2 separate regions of the Mus musculus genome follow, and region 2 is linked to region 1. Evidence: chromatin loops called from intact Hi-C (ENCODE). Cell type or tissue: heart. All regions are shown on one strand. Links, peaks and the distances in the headings refer to the core of each region. The heading gives the core; the rest is flanking DNA.

What was found. Hi-C counts contacts between places; a loop is a spot of excess contacts. Peaks named below come from ENCODE experiments on the same cell type or tissue, not always from the same donor. Only the 100,000 strongest peaks of a DNase experiment are listed, where the experiment ranks them.
Region 2: it touches region 1 in a loop (2.3-fold over the local background); 10 of 42 quality-filtered maps call a loop at or near these places.

The regions. Positions count from the first base shown.
Region 1 is chr13:81,756,886-81,767,486 of GRCm38, forward strand. No RefSeq gene overlaps it. Among named protein-coding and RNA genes, the nearest start is that of Cetn3, 21 kb to the right of the region's middle. In heart, for the core only: CTCF peaks have their summits at 3,698 and 5,092 (motif pointing left); no DNase peak of the experiment used is centred there.
Region 2 is chr13:81,706,538-81,717,138 of GRCm38, forward strand. Polr3g (polymerase (RNA) III (DNA directed) polypeptide G) reads right to left here and starts at 4,476. Exons shown (of 8, transcript NM_001081176.1): 1 at 4,321-4,476. It overlaps Mblac2 (metallo-beta-lactamase domain containing 2), which reads left to right and starts at 4,880. Exons shown (of 2, transcript NM_028372.1): 1 at 4,880-5,445. The coding sequence starts at 4,992. In heart, for the core only: a CTCF peak has its summit at 4,614; DNase peaks (open chromatin) are centred at 4,564 and 4,704; H3K4me3 peaks cover 3,428 bases; H3K27ac peaks cover 2,311 bases.

The DNA of each region.
Region 1 (10,601 bases), core at 1,597-9,596:
ATAAAGCAGATACCTCTGCACAGTTGGTAACAAAGGTCTAAAACACAGTATATCTGGCCCAGAAGCAGATAGGAAATGCCTTCTAAAAAGAGTACCTATCGATTTATTCTAGGATTTTCTGAAAGGCACAGAATACATTCTCAACTAGAAAGCTGCAATTTGGGACTCACTTTTAGTCTGATGCTCTCTCCCTGTGGGAGCCCCTCCTTCTATCACACTTCTGTTCCTTGGGAACTCTGCCTCTTGGCCCAGACTAAGGGTCCTCCTCCTTCCTGCTGTCCTTCTGAGCCTTTACTCTAGTTTGTTTCCACTCTTTGTATCGCTTATCTGCAGAAACACTCTCGACAAGGCACCCCACAGCCACTACACTTGTCCATAGTGGGACAACAGCCCCAAAGGAACAAGACAAGATTTATACACAAAGAAACAATACAAACATTGTAACTCTAGATGCCCAGATCCAGTGCAAAAAGAAATACATGAACATGCAATGTGGGATGTTTGCTCCAGAATCCAGCAACTGTGTTGCAATAGGCCCAAAGGAAAGCTACTTAGCTCAAGTCCAAGAGAAGGACTCCTGTAAGTGCCGAAGCTTACTGGGCCAAGGTCACCTGATATGGCCACAAGGTCAGCCGGGAGGGAGCACAGCAAGACTGAGGTTGTGATATTTTATCGAGAGCAATCAGAGTTTTTATACCTTTATTGGAAATACAATATAATGGCAATTGCCAAGATCAATACAGTTGTAACTGTCAGAATACAATAAAGTATGAAAACTATATAGGTTACACAAGATAATATCTAAGACCAATTGTCCTACCAAATTTGGATGATTCCTTGACTACTAAGGGAGAATACAAAGAAACACAAAGCAGCCGGAATGCTTCACTGCCTGAGATAGTGCATTTGTCTCATAGGAACTAGAAGGGACCTTGTGCCCCAGGAGCCATGGACTCTCATCTGAAGAAGAAGAAGGAGGAGGAGGAGGAGGAGGAAGAGGAGGAGGAGGAGGAGGAGGAAGAAGAAGAAGAAGAAGAAGAAGAAGAAGAAGAAGAAGAAGAAGAAGAAGAAGAAGAAGAAGAAGAAGAAGCAACTTATCAAGGTGCAAGAAGTTTACAGAACAGCAAATAAGCCCAGAAAAGAATTTTCCCATGATACCCAGTAATCAAAAGATCAAATATATAAAACAAGGATAGGAACTGAAAACGTTACAAGAGGAAAAGACCAAATCCTACACAAAGGCTGGCCAATTAGGATGACAGCTGGTTGACTGCTCAATGAAGACTCTGGAAGCCAGAGGGGTTCAGTAGATGTCACACAGGGTCTGAGACACCAGGTGCCATTCCAGAGTACTATACCCAACAAAACCATCAATCACAACCAACTGCAGAAAGAAAAGCATTCACCATGAAACCGAGTTTAGGAAATTTCTATCTGGTAGTCCAGCTTTCCAGGCAGTACGAGAAGGGAAATTTCAGCCTGAGGAACTTAACCACACCCAAAGGGACAGGAATAAATAATCCAAGAACAATCAATCAAAAGAGGCAGAGAAATAACCACAGCACAATCACAAAATAATAGGAATCTATTTTAAAAACCCTGCTCAAAATCCAACACCCCTTTGTGATGAAAGTCCTGAAGAGACTAGGGATACAAGAGACATACCTAAACACAATGAAGGGATTTACAACAAAATCACACCCAACAGCAACCTAAATAGAAAGAAACTCTAAGCATTTCTACTACACCAGGAACAAGAAAAGAATATTCATTCTCTCCATAGCTATTCAATATAGCACTCGGAGTCTCAGCTAGAGCTAAAAAAAAAAAAAAAAAAAAAACAAAACAAAACAAAAAAAAAAAACAGCTGAAGGCAATCAAGGGACTGTAAATACAGAAAGAACTTTAAATATTTTTGTTGGCAGATTACCTGTTTAGTTCACGTGAGAGGAAGGAACCACAACTGAGAAAATGCTTCCGTGAGAGCGTCTGAAGACAAGCTGGTGGAGGATTTCCTTAACTAGTGATTAATGGGGTGGGCCCAGCTGCTAATTCTGGGTTCTTTATGAAAGCAGAAGCCGGGCAGTGGTGGCTCATGCCTTTAATCCCAGCACTTAGGTGGCAGAGACAGGTGGATTTCTGAGTTCAAGGCCAGCCTGGTCTACAGAGTGAGTTCCAGGACAGCCAGGGCTATACAGAGAAACCCTGTCTCAAACACACACACACACACACACACACACACACACACACACACACACACACACACACACAATTTAAAAAGAAAGGAAGGGAGGGAGGAAGGAAGGAAGGAAGGAAGGAAGGAAGGAAGGAAGGAAGGAAGGAAGGAAGAAAAGAAAGCAGGCTGGGCAAAGCATGGGGAACAAGGCAAACCCCGGGGGAGCAAGCCAGTAAGCAGCATTTCTCCCCGGCCTCTGCATCAGCTCCTGCCGCTTGGTTCCTGACTTGTTTTAATTTCTGTCCCAACTTCCTTCGATGATGGATTGTGATGTGGAAGCAGAAGCCACACAAACGCTTCCCTCCAGAAGCTGCTTTGGTTTCGTTGTTTATCACAGCAGTCGGAAAGTGGTGCCAGGAGACTGGGCTGTTGCTATGATAGACCTGACCCTGTGGTTTTGGAGGATCTTGGAAGGACTTTGGAAGTTGAGGTGAGAAAAGCTACTGCATGCTCCCAGCTTGGTAAGCTGCTCTGTGGGAGCCCGGAGGAAGAGAATGATAGGAGCCATGCAGAGGATTGCGGTCTGGCGTGAGGAGCTCCTGAGTGGCGTTTGAGATTACATTTAGACCATGGGACCACTGAATCTTTGCTGTTTTAAAGAATCTGTGGCTCAGCTCAGCTGGGTCTGAAGAGTCACCTGTGATAAACAAGAGGCCCGGAACACTGAAATGAAACCTTTGCCTTACTGGGACCGTGGACGGTGGTTAGCTAGAGGCCAGAAATCAGCGGTGATTGAGACCAGCATCATTGAAAGAGTGGTTTGTGGAGAGGAAAGAGAAGGGAGGGATGATGTAATATATTATAATCTCCAAAAGTTAAAAAAAAAATTAAAACTCAAGTTACAAAAGAAGGAAGCCAGAGGGACCTGGCTTCCCTGGTCTCCATCTAGAACCCTCCTGAGAAAGCTGCTTCCAGGTCCCTGCCTTAAGCTGCCTGGCAGGCTCTGTCTCCTGACACCATCAGTACTATGGTCTTGAACCTGAGCTGAGCTCAGAGTTTCATGCAGAATGGCTTCCTGGTGTGTTAGCAGGTGCTGTGCTCAGAGCCAAGGCTATGCTGAGGAAAAACATTGACTTTGTTATGCATTCGATTTTGAATTACTTTTTGGAAGTTGTGTGTTCAGAAATCTTCTGTTACTCCCGGGTATCTTCATGTCCACTGCATTCGATTATGTGACCTCAAAATGGGGATAAAATACAGGGTCTTAATATATGGCAGGAAAACATTGCAAGATTGAGTTGCTCCTAGTTTGAGACTGTTGAATGAAGCCACATCGCACTTAAATTGCAAACCAAGTCAGAGATGAGCTATTTCTTATTTTCTTTGAATTTTTTTGTGTATCTTGTACATCAGCTACTGCCAGTTAAGGAAATCTACTGTCTGCATGGTTACTGAACTTTGCACTCTTCATTATGTAGAGAATCTAGTGCAAACAGTGCCTCCCTGTGGTTTGTCCTAGTATGGCTGGAAGTGGAATGAGACTCTCCAAAGAGGCTGTTCTTCCCAGCGGAGTGCTGGTTATTTGTAAACAACAGTGTTAAGAACCCTGTCTTCCACTTGGAGGTTGTGAAGAGAGGCTCTTGAGTTTAGCAGGCCCTCTGGGGATTTTCTGCTTTGACAAGACTGTTGCTTAGTCCTGGTCTGATCGACTGGAAGGAATGGACAGCTCTTTTGCATTTCAGGAGAAATGGGTAGAAGTTTTACATGAGTTACAAATTAGTTAAATTTATCTGTTAGAGATACACTTTCAGAAATAGAAAAAAAATCACATTTACACTGCTTTGTAGGATATTAAACAGTTGGGCATCTGTCAGCAAAGTTTTTGGGCATCCTTGGTTGTATTTATATGTATACATGTTTTTCAAAGTTTCCTTTAAGCCACTTCTTAATGAATGAGGTGAATAAAGTCTTCCATTTGTGTTCACTTCATATTTGCATGAAAATAAAGATTATTATTGTTTTCACTTTTAAAAGTATTATAATTTAGGGCTGATGAGTCCAGCTACTTTCCCAGAGGTCATGGGTTCGATTCACAGTGCACATATGATAGCTTACAACTCTCTGTAACTCTAGTCCAAAGGTATTTGAGTCCTTTTTCTGGCCTCTCAGGGCAACAGGTATGAACACAGTACATAGTTATGCATCCAGGTAAAACTTCATACACATTAAAAAAGTAGTATAACAATAACATGTTTGATACTTTTATTTTCACATTGAAATACTTTTCATTTAAAAGGCAAGCCAGAAGGCTATCAAATGTATAAGTTTAAATTAGAGAAAATGAATACTATGGTCTGGGCTAGAAGAAGTGAGCATTCCTGCCTTCAACTTTTTGTGTAAAGTAGAAAAGGTGTAATGTGTAAAATCCTCTATGGTAAGAGACCCAACACAGCTGCCATCTGTCTTGATTCCTACGTAGCCTAGTCTGGCTTTGAACTCGGGATCCTACTACCTCGTGCCGAGCGCTGAAATTACAGGTGTGTATCACCACGCCAGGGCCTGATGAAGCTTTTTAATCCAAAAAGTGGAAAAAGATGATGACATTAGGCAGTAAAGAAGTGAAGACAGATTTGAGAGCACTGGTCATCTGTGTTTTTGTGGGAGAGGTCTCCTTTCAGACCTTGTAGAGTAGCTGAAGAGAAGGCATGCTTCTCACCAGTGACTCGGGTGGCTTCTCTGTCTCTGTCGATCAGAAAGGATGTAAACGTGCCATAACCTTGAAACCCCTCTACTTGTAGTTTTCTTTTTTTAGATAGAATCAAAGAATAGTCCTTTGGCAGCATTTAAAATATAATCATTTCCTAAGGAGCGAATTCGCTAGTGGTTTTACAAAAGAAACGAGGATAGTGCCATCTAGTGGTTTAATTGAAGAAATCCAGTTACGCAGCCCGCTTCCCTTCCTAGTAAGTTTGGCTTAGTTTCCTCCATGAGGATAGATCTGACATGAAAGCATCTGCAGAAGTATCACAGCACCTCTCGAATCAGTACTGCAGACCCGGCCATTCATCAATCTTTTTTCAGGCCATATTCCCTATTAAACTCAGAGGAATATGACTCAGAACACACAAGATCTTTCCACAATTGAAAATACTTACAAAGTACCATGATTAATTGAAGAGATTTTTTTAAGACGCTAAAAGATTAAACAAAAACTAAATTGGCTAAATTAATATTTACAAAAATTAAAATAATTAAAATAAAACCTATGTATGTAATATGCAAACAATTATTTATACTTATGGCTGTACAGTAATGTTTCCTGAAGACTGTCAAAGCTAAGTTCTTTTGATTGAATTGAATACATTCATTAGGGCTGGAGAGATAGCTCTGGAAAGGCACCCATGCCGCAGAGCTTGATAATTGAGTCCAATCTCCAGGACATACATAGTGGGAGAAGAAGAAAGACTCTCACAAACTGTCCTCCCTGCAAGTGCCGTGGCCATGACATTTGCATGCACATGCACAGAGTCCAAAATAGATAGTTTAAAAAATTCTTCATTACAGCAAGAGTGCATTAAAATAATATTCCACTAAATATTATCCATAATTGAATTGTATTATAAAATACTTCTGTAGTACTGTCTAATAAGCTTGACATACCTAAGCATTTAAATATCTATCATTCTAGCAAAATAGTAATATATAAATCCAGATAAGTCACTAGTAATAATATTTACTTTCCTTATTAATATAAGCTTTTTTTCCTCTGTAAAAGAGAGTCACTCCATTCTATTGGAGGTCTATTTAATTTTTTTTTCTTTTTTCGAGACAGGGTTTCCTCTGTGTAGCCCTGGCTGTCCTGGAACTCACTCTGTAGATCAGGCTGGCCTCGAACTCAGAAATCGGCCTGCCTCTGCCTCCAGAATGCTGGGATTAAAGGCGTGCGCCACCACCGCCCGGCTCTATTTAATTTCTGATGAAGTGCCTTGACTCTACTTTTCAAGCAAAATTTAGACTTTTGGAAGCAAAGAGCTTAGCCAGGATTAATCAGGAAAGAACTTCTTTCTCAGTCATACGCTGGAGAGTTCTGTCATGCTGTCTGTCCATCCAGCCTGGGACAGAGCAGACTCTGGCTCTTTAGTGGCATTTTCTAGGACAGATTTAAGAGTCGAGGAGAGGTAAAGAACTAAACAAGAAGAGAGGCGCTCGGCTTATGGACCACAATGCTTCTTATACTTTCTACTCTGAAGATGGATCAGAGGCAGAGGCCCTGATACTTTACTCCTGGACAGCTCCTATAGGAGTGGGAAGGTGTATGCTAGTCTTCATCCTGCAGGCCTCTCGACGGTGCTCACGGAGTCTTCTAAGATGCAGAGGATAAGAGTGGAACCCTAGGACATGCATACATGGTGGTGGCTGACAGCCCATCAGTGTCATCTAGGTTTCTACTGTAGTAGTAGTAGAAGAAGATGGTGGTTAGACAACGGACTTTATTTAGATGTACTAAATAATATACATTTATTTATTTATACAAAATGAAAACTGATGAAACTAAATCATGAAAATATAGCTAATTTCAAGGGCTGTTTGTGGAGAGTTCTGATAACTGTCTTGTCACGGTGTAAATAAACATAAGGGGAGGTATCCGTTTGTAGAATGCTTTTCTTCAGGTCAATTGTATGATATGTAGATACTTTTGTTAGGAGGCATAATGTTAAAAGTACTGAACTTTTGTCTAAGGATAAGGCTCAGTGTTGAGTACTTCCAGAGTGTGTGCGAGGAGCCCGATCTAGTCCATGGTGCCACAAAAACACACAAGCAAAAGAAAACAAAACAGCTTTCAGCCTTGACCTTCCTCAAACAATGAGGACAATTGCTCTGCCATCTTTGTTTTCTTAGAACACTCTCCCTGGCCCTCTGATACCTGATTTTGTGAATTAGCCTCCCAGGCTCCAATGACCAAACTAATAAGACTAAAGACCATTTTGGAAGAGATTGTGAGGCAACCAAGGGTGAAAATGTTGAACAACTGGCCAGATTTAATAGCCACTTAGCTACAGAACTGGCAGATGGCCAATGAGATTTAACACTTACACTCCCAAGGGATGCAGAGTGCACCTTTAATATACTTTATCGCCACAGGTATCAACTTGGTGAAAAGCAGTGTGAAATGGTGGAAATATTCAAAGCACATTTTTTTTTTTATTGATTAAAACATTACTTGCAGAGCACCAAATGCATGTTAGGACTGATGACAGGCACCAGAACTCCAAAAATCGGTGCCCTCTGCTTTAGGAAATCTGTTGCGCAATCAGACGACTGGTAGACACTGGTGTAGCTACAAATCATCTATGAACTTCTCAACAATGCAAATGTTCCACATCTGCTTATAAAGAATAATGATGCAATTAGCATGATGGATTATAAATGCATATTTATAATGCTGTAACTGCATATTTATAATGCAAGCTGTAAGATTTATGTCGTTGTTGCTGTTGTTTTGAGACAGTGTCTCACAATGTAGCCCAAGCTGGCCTGGAACTTGCAGTATTTTGCTTCCAAGTGCTAGGATTACAGACAGGTGCCACCATGCTTGATGTAAGTGGTGCATTTTAAGACATTCACAGAGACACTACCTGATAGGCGGTTCAGACCACAAGAGAAAGGTGACGGTAGGGACCTCTTTTCAAAGAAACTGACAGTACCTTGAATTTCTGAATAAGAACTAGGCTTATTGAGGAAAGAGAGGGAAGTTGGACAGTGGCTTCAGAGGATGAGAAAGTGTGGAACGTAATAAGCACTGTGCTAGGTCTGGGATTTAGGAGTTGAGAGAAAGATAGGAGGAAGATGAGATTGAAGAAGAGAAAGGGGAGAGGTGTGGAGGTGGAGAAGGCTGCAGGGGGAACTGAGTTAGGGAGGGACGGAACCATGGTAGAGGAGAGTGTGGGTGGGGGAGAGGTGTGGAGGTGGAGAAGGCTACAGGGGGAAACTGAGTTAGGGAGGGACGGAACCATGGTAGAGGAGAGTGTGGGTGGGGTTTTGGTTCCACAGCTCAGGAGCAGTGTGTCGTCCTCTACTTTCCTCTCCTTGTACAGACTCTGCTTTGGCCTTCTTCAAGCTCATTGCTTTGTGTTTAAACAGCTGTGCCTTAGATCGGCAGTCACACTGTTCTAGGGACATACATCATCTCACTAGGACAAATGTCATCACCAGCCCATGCTTAGTCCTTATCTTCCTTTCAGGAGCTGATGGTAGCCTTAAAAGGCACTTCTTCTGGTCACTCAGCTTTCTACCTTAAGCCCCGGGGCTTTACATAGAAATTATTTCTCTGAACTCTAACCTGTGCAAAACCTGTGGTCAGGTCCTGGCAGAAGTATTATGGTGTTGATATTCCCAGAACAAAGTCAGCCAGCGAGTTTGAAGTTCCCAACTGTTCAGTGAGAAAAGCAATGGTGGCCACTAAATAGCCATTGTTGTTAGTGGTTTCTCCCTTCCCTGCCTCACTGTTTCCTGGGATCAAGTAACCAATTTGTACTCAAATCTTGCCTTGGAATTTGCTCTGGGGCACACCCAAAGAAAGGTAGTAAATCTCCTAAAAACCCAGAGAAAACAGGAAAAAGCAGCTTTTTGCCATTTATACATGTGCAGGTGAATACTTGGAAAGATTAATTCAGTTGTCTGGATCACTTAGCTGGTAAATACTAAAAACGCAGATTTGAATCTAAATCAAGTGTTCTTAACACTAAACTTCTCTGCCAATTCCAAGTACCAAGATGCAAAGTTAGCCTCATTGTTGTGCTATGAAAGCCAGGGGCAGTCTGTCTGTCAGTTTGTTCTAAGGTACCAGGAAACTGACTAGTATTTTCATATTCTGATTGTGATTATCATAACTGTTGAACTTGAGACATATCTGCTAGCTCCTTATGCCTTTTGTTGCTCACTTTAGTAGGCTGAAAATTCATCTTGTAGTTTCTTCCCCTTGCAGAGAATGGCAGTCACAGAGAATTTAAAAGCTGAAGGGATCACTTATTTGCAGTCAACCACAATTGAATACTAGAAAGTAGTTCAGCTCATTATGTATTCTTAATCTGTTCCTATACTGGTCAGACACACACACACACACACACACACACACACACACACTCACACGCACCCCTTTCCCATAACACTTTCTTGGTGTGCTTTTTCTTGAGTAAGAATATGAGGTGCAAATGAGTGAAGAAGAGAAATGGAAACGAAGAAGAATTATATCTAAAACTCCCGAGCAGCCCAGAATTTCTTCTCCTTGTCCATGACCAACTGAAGTGACTCATGTGGCTTCATGTGTGTAGGAAATCACTGGAGGGGGTGGGGCGGGGGGCGGGCAGATCTGATCTCAGCTCCTTCACCAAGTGGCTGTGTGGCATTGAGCAGATCACCTCACTCCTCAAGGTCTTTGTTGCTCTCTGAAGAAGGAGGAGGAGGAGGAGGAAGAGGAGAAGGAGGAGGAGCTGATGGTGATGGTGATGGTGGTGGTGGTGGTGAAGGAGGAGGAAGAGGAGGGAGAGGAGGAGAACTACAAGAGTTCAAATGTAGTGTGCTGCCTGTTTCAGTAGTTCTGTGGGTCTCTCACTCTGAGATAGCTCGCATCAAGGCTGAAGGAGAAGCAGCATTGCCTGCAGTATTCCACTTTACACTCTACAGAAATTGTGGCCTACTAAATTCACATGTTTGCTTTTGCTTCCCCTGTCATGCAGAATGTCCTTCTCTTACAGAAGTTCAAGCCGATCTTTAAAATTCTTAATGATTACAGAAATAATCGGGCCCGCCCCTGCATCCCTAAGTATTTATTATCACAGCACTCATGCATGTGGCACTTAGCATTTATAGCACAAGACAACCCTGTGAGAGACCTTTCAGTGGGCATAGACTATAGTTTAATTGCTGGAGAAGTGGTTTGAAGTATAGTTCTCAACATGGGGTGGAAAAATCACATTGAGAATTACTAATCTAAGTCTGTGCTCCTTTCTTCCTGATCAGATGCATGCTAGCATGCCATACACTGCAGGATGAAGATAATTAGTATATAAATGAATTCAAATACCCATATACTCCATAATGCACAAAATGAAACAGTACCTTGCAGTGGGAGAAGGGACTCAGAAACAGGAGATCATAATTCCCACCTGCAGGGGGCAGCAGCGCCTCGACTGTGAGGGTTCAGAGCCTATGCGCTGGATCTTGCTTCTTTAAGAAAAGCCCCACACTGAAAGTCTTTGTTCTTTGTTCCTGATTTTATAATGTTAGCAACAAAGCCAAGTATTTTAAAAATACCCATTTAAGGTCTTCTTTGGTGGTAGGTGGCCTCTTAGGCTATGATCACTTCTTCAGTCCAACAGTCTTTCGAACGGTGTCTAATTCTCCCTAGGCATCACTAAACCAGCTT
Region 2 (10,601 bases), core at 844-8,843, 51 kb before region 1:
GATTGCAAAATGTCGATATACATTTTTTTAAAAGCCTGCAGACTTGAGTGATGCATATATTTTTATAATTTTTCCATTTTGCTGATTGGAACTCTACTAGGGGTTGACTGTGCTCATACACGAGTTACCTTAAAAACAAAATCCATTAGGAAATTCATTTTCATTTCAAAGCTCATTCCATCTGTCTACTCTAAAAGACGTAAAATATCACAATGGCTTCATTCCCATTGCTGAGTCACTCTACCATGCTGATTCTACAGAAAGCTGGTCTTTCAAGTAGGACCTCTGCTGAGTAAAGGGGCTGACACCTTTGCTCAGCACCTGTAGGAGCCCAACAGGCAGGGACAAGACCACTGTGCTACCTGCCAGTCTAGAATATGTCACTAACTAGAGATTAGAAATAAATCTAGGAAAAGTTTACCAAACTTGCTTGATCAGAGGAATTAACTGGGAGATAAAAAATATAAATATAAAACATATTGAGTCCTGGGGAACACTTAGTTCTCAAACCTAATAAGCCAACATCTTTGAAGTTGGGCCCTGGAAATGGTTTGGGAAATTCACTCTAAGAGTATCTGACTTAACACTGTTTAATGGAATATTGTCCCAGAAATAAGCTCTGCAGACTCCAACTTCCTATTTTTATCTTGCAGTCATTGGGCATAAACTGATAACAACAGTAAATGTATCCGGCAGAGAATCCAATGCTAGCTTTTGAGACACATTGGTTACAAGGCGCACTGCCTACAAGCCATCCTACAGTTTGATGTCGCAGACAGGGTGCTCCCGTATATACAACACTTGGTTTCTTTTCTTTTTCTTTTTTTTTTTTTAATTTGGATATTTTCTTTATTTACATTTCAAATGTTATCCCCTTTCCAGGTTTCCCTCCCTCCCGGAAACACCCAATCACATCAACAGTGGGGAGGTGGGAGTGGGTGGAGGAACACTTGGTTTCTAAATTCATTTTCTTCCCCTGTAGCCAGAGACTGAATGGTGAAAGGAAAGGTTCACAAGTGAGGCCTAGGCGCCAATCACTTAAATCCTTATTTGATGTATTTATCTAATACATTGATTTTTTTTTTTTCTCAACCTGTCAGACTTTTTCAAGGGAAGGTGTGTGGCTGGGAGAAGAGGGGTTGAACCCAGAGCTTCACACACACACTGGTAAACGTCCACTACTAAACTTTAGTCTCAGTCTTCTAATTTCTATTTATTTACATATTTACTTCTTGAGGACAGACTTGATAGTTTCCCAGTGTGGACTTGAGCCCTTTCTACAGCCTAGGCAGGCCTTGAATTTATATCCTTCTGCTTCAATGTCCTTAATAGATGGGACATGGCCCCAGCTCCCAAACTTTGTGAATGAAGAGTTTTTTATTTCTCGATTTCCTCATTACCCAAATTTGTTTAGAACGGCCTAATCCAACTCAGTCATTTACTCAACTAGCTTTGATCCTTTTGGTCAGGCACCGAGCAACTCTTAATTCTTCCTTCAAAGCATCCGCTCCTTTGAGATATGTTGGCATCTCTATATACAATAAGTGACCCATTCCAAGGCTTCATTATTTGGTCCTGGCTAAACGAAGAATCACAGTAGATTCAACCTCCTTGCTTTGTAGAAGAGGAAATGGTTATAAAGGTCATCTGATCTCATCTCAAACAATTCCTACCAAAGGTGAGCGTACACAGGCGGAGGAAGGCCTTTCAATGCCCTACCTATATTTTACTTCTGGGAACACATGTCTAAAGTCATTGACAACCTATTTTTTTGTTTGTTTGTTTTTCCGAGACAGGGTTTCTCTGTAGAGCTCTGGCTATCCTGGAACTCACTTTGTAGTCCAGGTTGGCCTTGAACTCAGAAATCCGCCTGCCTCTGCCTCCCACGTGCTGAGATTAAAGGCGTGCACCACTACTGCCCGGCAACAACCTATTTTTTTAATCCCAGATCAATGAGGGAAATTGGCAACTGCAAAAAGTTCTGAATTTCAAAATCTTAAAATGTGTGTGGGTATGTGCGGAGAAATGCAGGTGCCCAGGCAGGTCAGAAGAGGATGCCAGGCCATCAGGGCTTGTGAGCCACTCGCTGTGGTCGCTAGGAACTGAACTCGGGTCGTCTTTCCAGCCCCAAATCTGAAATCGAAAACACTAGATCGACAAAGCAGCACTGCCACCATCACCTCAGGATGCTGCCTGACTGCCAGCTCAGAGTCCTGCCTCAAAACTTCCGTTCAGAATCTGTTCCAAGAGATCTGAAAATGGGCGTTGTTCAAGTCTCTCCAAACCAACTGTACACATAATCTCCTGGAAGATGGTGCGCTCACCTCTGCAATTCTTCCTAGATCTAAAATGTTGTGAGTTATAATTGTGACTGAAATGTAACATCCTCTTGTACACACAACCTTGCTCATTTAAATGTTCAAGTAGCTGGAGGCCAGGGGAGACAGCGAAAGCCAAGTCACAGTATCTTTCTGAAGAATGACCTAAACTTGCTCTAATCACGAGCCTGACTCATTCCACTCTGGCTGTCTCCTTTGATCACCTAACAGAAGACTATTAGCAGTGTGTTCTCTATTATTCCCCTTTTTTCTGCGTTAGCTCAGGCCTTTAACATCGACCCTCTGAAACATCGTAGGCATTTTATGTCCAGATAATTGTTATGTCCCTAACAATTCATCTCATCAATTTAACAGAAGGCTAATCGTCTGATATGTCATTCTCTTCAATTAACAGAGCTTAGGACATTTAACTTCTGCTTCTCACCAAGTAACTATCCACTGAGGTCTTGATAAAGACCCAACTCTAAGCCTAACCTCTGGGCCAAACCATCCTCTCACTGTTGGAAATACAGAGGCAAACAAAATAACATCTCTGCTTTTAATGGAGTTTACGATCGAGTATGGGAAGTGGGCAAAATATACTTTAGAGAACCTGTCAGAACCTGATAGGTGGTGTGAAAATGAAGCAGGAACCAGGCCAGAAAAACTAGTTGAAGAAGTTCTGCCTCTCTCAGGACTGTCTGAGCTTAAATGTAATTACGATGAGAAGCAGAGTCATACTGAAAAGTAGAAAACAAAGTGTCATTGGGAACTGTAGGTCCAAAGGACTCTAGAGCCTGCCACAAGCCAGATAGTCATCTCTGAATTCTTTCTGAGCTTATGGCCAAGAAACAACACTGTGCCATCTTACCGAGTGGCCCCCTTCTGCAGCAAAAACAAAGTACAGAGGGCACTGTGTTTCTCTGCAGAAAATGCATTCGATAAGGCCAGTGCAATCATTCACTAGTCCATCTATAAGTAGAATCCAATTTTTGCATTTTTTTTGCATTATATAACAAGTATTTGTGTACAGGTGTTAGCTTCCTCAGATTCTCGAGAACTCACATCAGACTTTTTTTTGTTTTTAAACAGTTTTCTGCTTGTCACACACCATTTAGCTGAGGCACTCGTGCTAAGAATGGTCCCAACTGCATAACCGATGAGATTAGCAAAATACTCAAAAGGGCAGTGACCTGCTCCTACACCCACCAGAGAGTTTTGGAGTGTTGGAAGTACAGTTCTCCCTCTAGGAAACTTATTAGGAGATACCACAGTAAGAATCTTCCTAATTATCCTTTATAATGCTCTCCCGTGGGTCTCTTTATAATTTCTGAAGGTTAGTCAAATTCTCAAAGGGATTTCTTAATCCGAAATAGATGTATCAATAGCTAGTGGTTGGGTGCAAGCGCAGGGACTTGATACTGACAGTGGGGGTGATTTCTGGTGGCTTGCAAGGCCACACCCAGTCCCTATCCACTTTTCATGTCCCCTCAAAGTGCTCCGCCTTTCCTTAAGCTCTAACTTTCTCTGCTCTCTTCAAAGAGCAAAGAACCACCCAGAACTATGACGGCCATTTAGGTTTTTCTTTTTAAAGAAAAATTTTATCACCAACCCCTCTCCTCACTATCAAGGGTGCCAACAATTAAGAAAACAGAAGCGACGGTAAGTATGCCCTTATCAGCAAACTGCCGCCAAACTTTGAATGAAGAAAAAACACAGTCGTCAGATTTGCATAGTCTTCTCTTGTAAGAGGATAAACTCCCTTCTTTCTCACTGAGAACAAACCCACCGGAAAGCTGGGAGATCTGGCTACGAAAACTTTAAACGGTTTGGAAGACCGCAGCAGCAGCTTTGGGGAGGTAGGGATACTTCCCAAAGTCACTCCAGAGGGGCTTTCATGAATGTTGGCTCCGGATACCCGGCCACCACGTTCTCCACGTGCCCCATCAACTCCCTTCTACCCTCTTCACCTCCTGCCCAGAACGGGATAGCTTCCAGTTACCTGCTAGCCAAGTCTCGAGGCTTGAGCACACGGTGCAGCAGAGGAAGCAAGAAAGCCGGCAGCCCCTCCAGCAAGGAGCCGCAGATTCTACCTCCGGAGTAGCGCGCCCCACACCGCACGCGGCTACGGCGCAGCAGAGCGCACTGGAAGCCCCGCCCACTCCCGCGAGGCCACACCCCCGGAAGAGAGCTTTTTAGCCCTTGGCAGGCGCCGTAGTCAGCCTCCAACAGGCTCGGCCTCACTCTGGGCTCCGGCGGCGAGTGCACAGCCCCCCGCTGCCCGTGTGGGGGCGGTCCTGTGTGTCGCTTCCCACGCATCTCTCCCGGCCCCTGCAGTAGAACCCCGAGCAGGGCAGCATTGCCCGGTGTCTCCTCCCCGCTTCAGCAGCCTGCGTTACTGCCTTGGTGCTGCGGCTGCAGAAGCTGCGGCAACTGGGGTGCAGCCTGCGCTCTGCGGCTCGGACGGGAGGGCGCGGAACAGGTGATCTGGGCAGTGTCGCAGCGTCCTATCCACGCTCCCTTCCGCATCCCCGCCCCTCGATCGCACCTCCTCCGGAGCTGAGAGTAGCTCCTCCGGCTCTGCAGCAACAGCAGCAGCAGCAGCAGCAGCGAGTCCTGGACTGCCTGTGGGAGGCACACCCACCTAGCCCGGCCGCACCCCTGCGCAGCAGCATGTCGGCGCTCGAGTGGTATGCCCACAAGTCTCTGGGCGATGGCATCTTCTGGATTCAAGAACGGTTCTACGAGTCAGGCAACCGGGCCAACATTTGGCTGGTGCGCGGCTCGGAGCAGGACGTGGTGATAGACACTGGCCTGGGGCTGCGCAGCCTTCCGGAGTACCTCTACTCCTCTGGCCTCTTGCAGGATTGCGGGTCTAAAGAGGATGCAGGACGCCGGCCACTGCTGGCCGTGGCCACCCACGTGCACTTCGATCACTCCGGCGGTCTCTATCAGTTCGACCAGGTGGCTGTGCACCGCGCCGAGGCCGAGGCCCTGGCTCGCGGGGACAACTTTGAGACCGTGACCTGGCTTTCTGACAGCGAGGTGGTGCGGGCGCCCAGCCCTGGCTGGAGGGCCAGGCAGTTCCGAGTGCAGGCAGTGCAACCCACCCTCATTCTGCAGGATGGTAATGGGCCCCGCGGGCGTGCGCTGTCACTGAGGGAGGGGCTTGGAGAGCGTGTACAGCATGTTACAGACCTCCTTGGCACTGTTGGGGTACAGTGCGGGAATACTCTGTTTCACCCTTTGCTGCGTGGAAGTCAGCTTAAGCAGAGACTAGGCCCTGGCAGGCTTCTCTGTCCGGAGATGCGCGCTGCTGCTGTGTGGCTGTCTCTTTGAAAGCTCACACCATCCCCAGTCAGTCAGCTACAGTAGTAACACTGCAGAGACTTGTGACTGGAGATTTTCCATTCTTTTCCCAAGTACCGGTTGAACATTTTCAGCTTTTGTAACGAGTAGGCTTTTAAGCAATGGCACCTTGGGAAGAGTGTTAGGCTCTGTGCTTTGAAAACTGCTGACTTCATCTGCCTCCTCACTTCACTGCATAGTGCCTATCCGGTCCACCTGTAGGCTTGGAAAGCTTTGGTTCCGTTTCATCCATCCTGACCTTTCGGATGGATTTGTTTGCTTATTGCCTCACAAGAAAAAAAAAAAAAAAGGCTTGACAGTGAACATAAAATATAGAAATATGACAAATATCTGGTCTGGATGAGAGCAAGGCCTAGGAAAGATCAATAAGGGAGTTGTTTCCGGTGGAGAAAGTGTGTGTGTTAATGAGGACTTCATTCTCTTGGTCCTAAGCAATTGATAGATTGGAGCAAAATAGACAGGGTCCCAGTCCCTTTCCCCTCATGCTGGAACTGCACTAACTGAACTGATTAGCAACAGCAGCAATATTTGATTTATCAATTTTATATTTTTGTCTTAGGATTTATTTATTTATTTACATCCCCAAAACTACTCCTGCTCCTGCTCCCTCCCTCACAGAGTCTCTCCTCCCATCCCCTCTTCTCTTCTCCTCCGAGAGGGTGGAGGCCCCTCTGGGTACCCCTCCCCCCAACACAGCACATAATCAAGTCTCTGCCAGATTAGGTGCATCCTCTCTCACTGAGGCCAGATAGGGCAGCCATGGAGCCTGAGGTGCTTGCCTGCTACCTATGTGCCTGGAACCTCTTTTCAGTCTGTGTGTTCTTTGGTTGGTGCTTCAGTCTCTGAGTGCCCCTAGGTTAGTTGACTCTCTTGGTCTTGCGCTGGAGCTCCCTTCCCCTTCTGGGCCTTCATTCTTCCCCCAACTCTTCCATAAGAGTCCCAGACCACCGTCCAATGTTTGGCTGTGGGTATCTGCATCTGTTTCAGTCCACTGCTGGATAGAGACTCTCAGAGGACAGGTATGCTAGGCTCCTGTCTGCAAGCATAACAGAGTATCATTCATTAATAACGTCAGGGATTAGTGCTTGTTCATGGAATTTTTCTATCCCTGCATTTCCTTTAGACAGGATAAATTTGGGGTCAAACTTTTGTGGGTGGGTTGATGTCCTTATCCCGCCACTGAGAGTTTTGTCTGGCTACAAGAGGTGGCCTCTGCTAGTTTCATGTCCCCACTGTTAGGAATCTTGGCTAAGCTCACCCTCATTGACTTTCTGGGAGCCTCCTCTATGGGACACCCTAGAGATTCTCCCCTCCCCCAACTTACACCCCCATCCCCACAGCTGAAGATTTACATTCATTCTCCTGGCCCTCTGACCTTCTCTCCTGTCTATCCCTGTACTTGATCCTACCCCACCCCACCCCTCACACCATTCTGTGTACTTCTTGAGTACATACCATGCATGTCCTTTTGGGTCTGAGTTACCTCACTCAGGATGATATTTTCTAGTTCCATCCATTGGCCTGTAAAATTCATGATGTCCTTGGTTTTTGGTTTTTTTGTTTGTTTTTTGTTTTTGTTTTTGTTTTTGTTTTGAGACAGGGTTTCTCTGTGTAGCCCTGGAACTCACTCTGTAGACCAGGCTGGCCTCAAACTCAGAAATCCGCCTGCCTCTGCCTCCCAAGTGCTGGGATTAAAGGCGTGTGCCACCACACCTGGCTTGATGTCCTTGTTTTTAACAGTAGGGTACTATTCATTTGTGTAAATGAACCACATTTTCTGTATTCATTCTTCAGTTGAAGGACATCTGGGTTGGTTCCAGTTTCTGGCTCTTATGAATAAAGCTGATATGAACATAGTGGAGCATGTGACCTTGTGGTATGTTGGAGCATCTTTTGGGTATATGCCCAGGAGTGGTATAGCTTGGTGATATAGGTAGAACTATTTCCAGTTTTCTGAGAAACAGACACATTGATTTCTAGAGTGTTTGTCCAAGTTTGCAATCCCACTATCAATGGAGAATGTTCCTCTTTTTCCACATCCTCTCCAGCATGTGCTATTGCTTGTGTTTTTGACCTTAGCCATTCTGACTGGTGTAAGGTAGACTCTCAGGGTTGATTTGATATGCATTTCCCTGATGATTAAGGATATTGAACATTTCTTTAAGTACTTCACAGACTTTCAAGATTCTTCTGTTGAGAATTCTCTGTTTAGCTCTATACTCCATTTTTAAAGATTTATTATTATACATAAATACACTGTAGTTATCTTCAAACATTCCAGAAGAGGGCATAAGATCTCATTATGGGTGTTTGTGAGCCACTATGTGGTTGCTGGGATTTGAACTCAGTACCTTCAGAAGATCAGTCAGTACTCTAACCCACTGAGCCATCTCTCATGCCCCTATACTCCATTTTTTAATTGGGTTATTTCGTTTGTTAGAGTTTAACTTCTTGAGTTCGTTATATATTTTGGATATTAGCCCTCTGTCAGATGTGGAGTTAGTGAAGATTTTTTTCCAATCTGTAGGTTGCTGATTTGTCCTATTGGCTATGTCTTTTGCCTTACAGAAGCTTTTTCATTTCATGAGGTCCTATTTATCAATTCTTGATCTTAGAGCCTGAGCCACTAGTGTTTGGTTGATGAAATTGTCTCCTGTACCAATGTAAGGCTATATCCCACTTTTTCTTATATTAGATTTACTGTATCCAGTTTTATGTTGAGGTCCTTGATCCACTGGAACTTGAGTTTTGTGCAGGGAGATAAATATGGATCTATTTTCCTTCATCTACATGCAGACATCTACATGCAGACATCCAGTCAGAACAGCAGCATTTGTTGAAGATGCTTTCTTTTTTCCATCATATGGTTTTAGCTTCTTTGTTGAAGACTAAGTGTCCATAGGTGTGTGGGTTCCTATCTGGGTCTTCTATACTATTTTACTGATCAACCTGTCTGTTTTTGTACCAGTACCATGGTTTTGGGTTTTTTGTTTTTGTTTGTTTGTTTGTTTGTTTGTTTGTTTTATCACTACTGCTCTGTAGTAGAGCTTGAGGTCAGGAATGGTTATTTCTCCAAAGGTTCTTTTCTAGTTCAAGATTGTTTTGACTATCCAAGGTTTTTTGGTTATCCATATGAAGTTGAGAATTGCTCTTTCAAGGTCTGTAAAAAATGTGCTGGGATTTTGATGGGAATTGCATTGATTTTGGTAAGATGGCCATTTTTACTATTTTACTACTGATCCATGAGCATGGGAGATCTTTCTGTCTTCTCATATGTTCTTCAATTACTTTTTTCAGAGACTTAAAATTCTTATACAGATCTTTCACTTGCTTGTTTAGTGTTACATGAAAAATTTTATATTATTTGTGGATATTGTGGAGAGTGTTGTTTCCCTAATCTCTTTCTCTGCCCTTTTATCATCTATATAAAGGAAGGCTACTGATTTCTTTGAGTTAATGTTATATCCAGCCAGTTTGCTGAAGTTGTTTATTAGCTGTAGGAGTTCTCTGGTAGAATTTTGGGGATTGCTTATATAGACAATCATATCATCCATGACTAGTAATACCTTGGCGTCTTCCTTTCCAATTTGTATGCCCTTGATCCCCTTTGTTGTCAGGTTTCTCTAACTATGACTTACAGTACTATATTAAATAGTTAGAAGGAGAGTGGGCAGCCTTGTCTTGCTTTTGGTTTTAGTGCGATTGCTTTAAGTATCTCTCCATTTAATTTGATATTAGCTGTTGGTTCACTGTATATTGCTTTTATTATGTTTAGCTATGTCTCTTGAATACCTCACTTTTCCAAGACTTTTAACATGAAGGGGCGTTGTATTTTGTCAAAGGCTTTTTCAGCATCTAATGAGATGATCACATGAGTTTTCTTTCAGTTTGTTTATATGGAGGATTATTTTGATGAACTTCTGTATATTGAATCATCCCAGCATCCCTGGGATGAAGCCAACTTGATTGTGGTGACTAATGTTTTTGATGTATTCTTGGATTTTGTTCCTAGAATTTTATTGAGTATTTTTTTTTCATCAGTGTTCATAAGAAAAACTGATCTAAAGTTCTCTTTCTTTGTTGAGTTGTTATGTGGTTTGGGTATCATGGTAAGTGTAGCCTCATAGGGTGAATTAGGTAGTGTTCCTTCTGCTTCTATTTTGTGAAATAGTTTGAGGAGTATTGGCATTAGCTCTTCTTTGAGAGTCTGGTAGAAAACCATCTGGCCCTAGGCTTTTTTATTTATTTATTTATTTTTTATTTTTGGTTAGGCGACTTAATGACTGCTTCTATTTCCTTAGGGGTTATGGGCTGTTTAGATGGTTTAACTGATCTTGATTTAACTTTGCGATGTGGTATCTGTCCTAGAGTTCAGCCATTTTAGGTTTTCCAGTTTTGTGGAGAACAGGCTAATGATTTTTAAAATTTACTCAGTTTCTATTGTTATGTCTTCCTTTTCATTTTTGATATTGTTAATATGGATACTGTCTCTGTGCCTTTCAGTTAGTTTACCTAAGGGTTTGTCTGTCTTGTTGATTTTTCTTAAAGAACCAGCTCTTGGGTTTATTGATTATATTGTTCTCTTTGTTTCTAATTGATTGATTTCAACCCTGAGTTTGACAATTTCCTGCTCTCTACTCCTATTGGTTTGCTTGCCTCTTTTTGTTCCAGAGCTTTCAGGTGTACTATTAAATTGCTAGTATGAAAGATCGCTCCAGTTTTTTTTATGAAGGCACTTAGTGCTATGGATTTTCTTCTTAGCACTGCTTTCAGTGTGTCCCATAAGTTTGAGTATGTTATCTCATCATTTTCATCGAATTCCAGGAAGTCTTGAATTTCTTCCTTTCTCTCTTTCTTTCTTTCTTTCTTTCTTTCTTTCTTTCTTTCTTTCTTTCTTTCTCTCTCTTTCTCTCC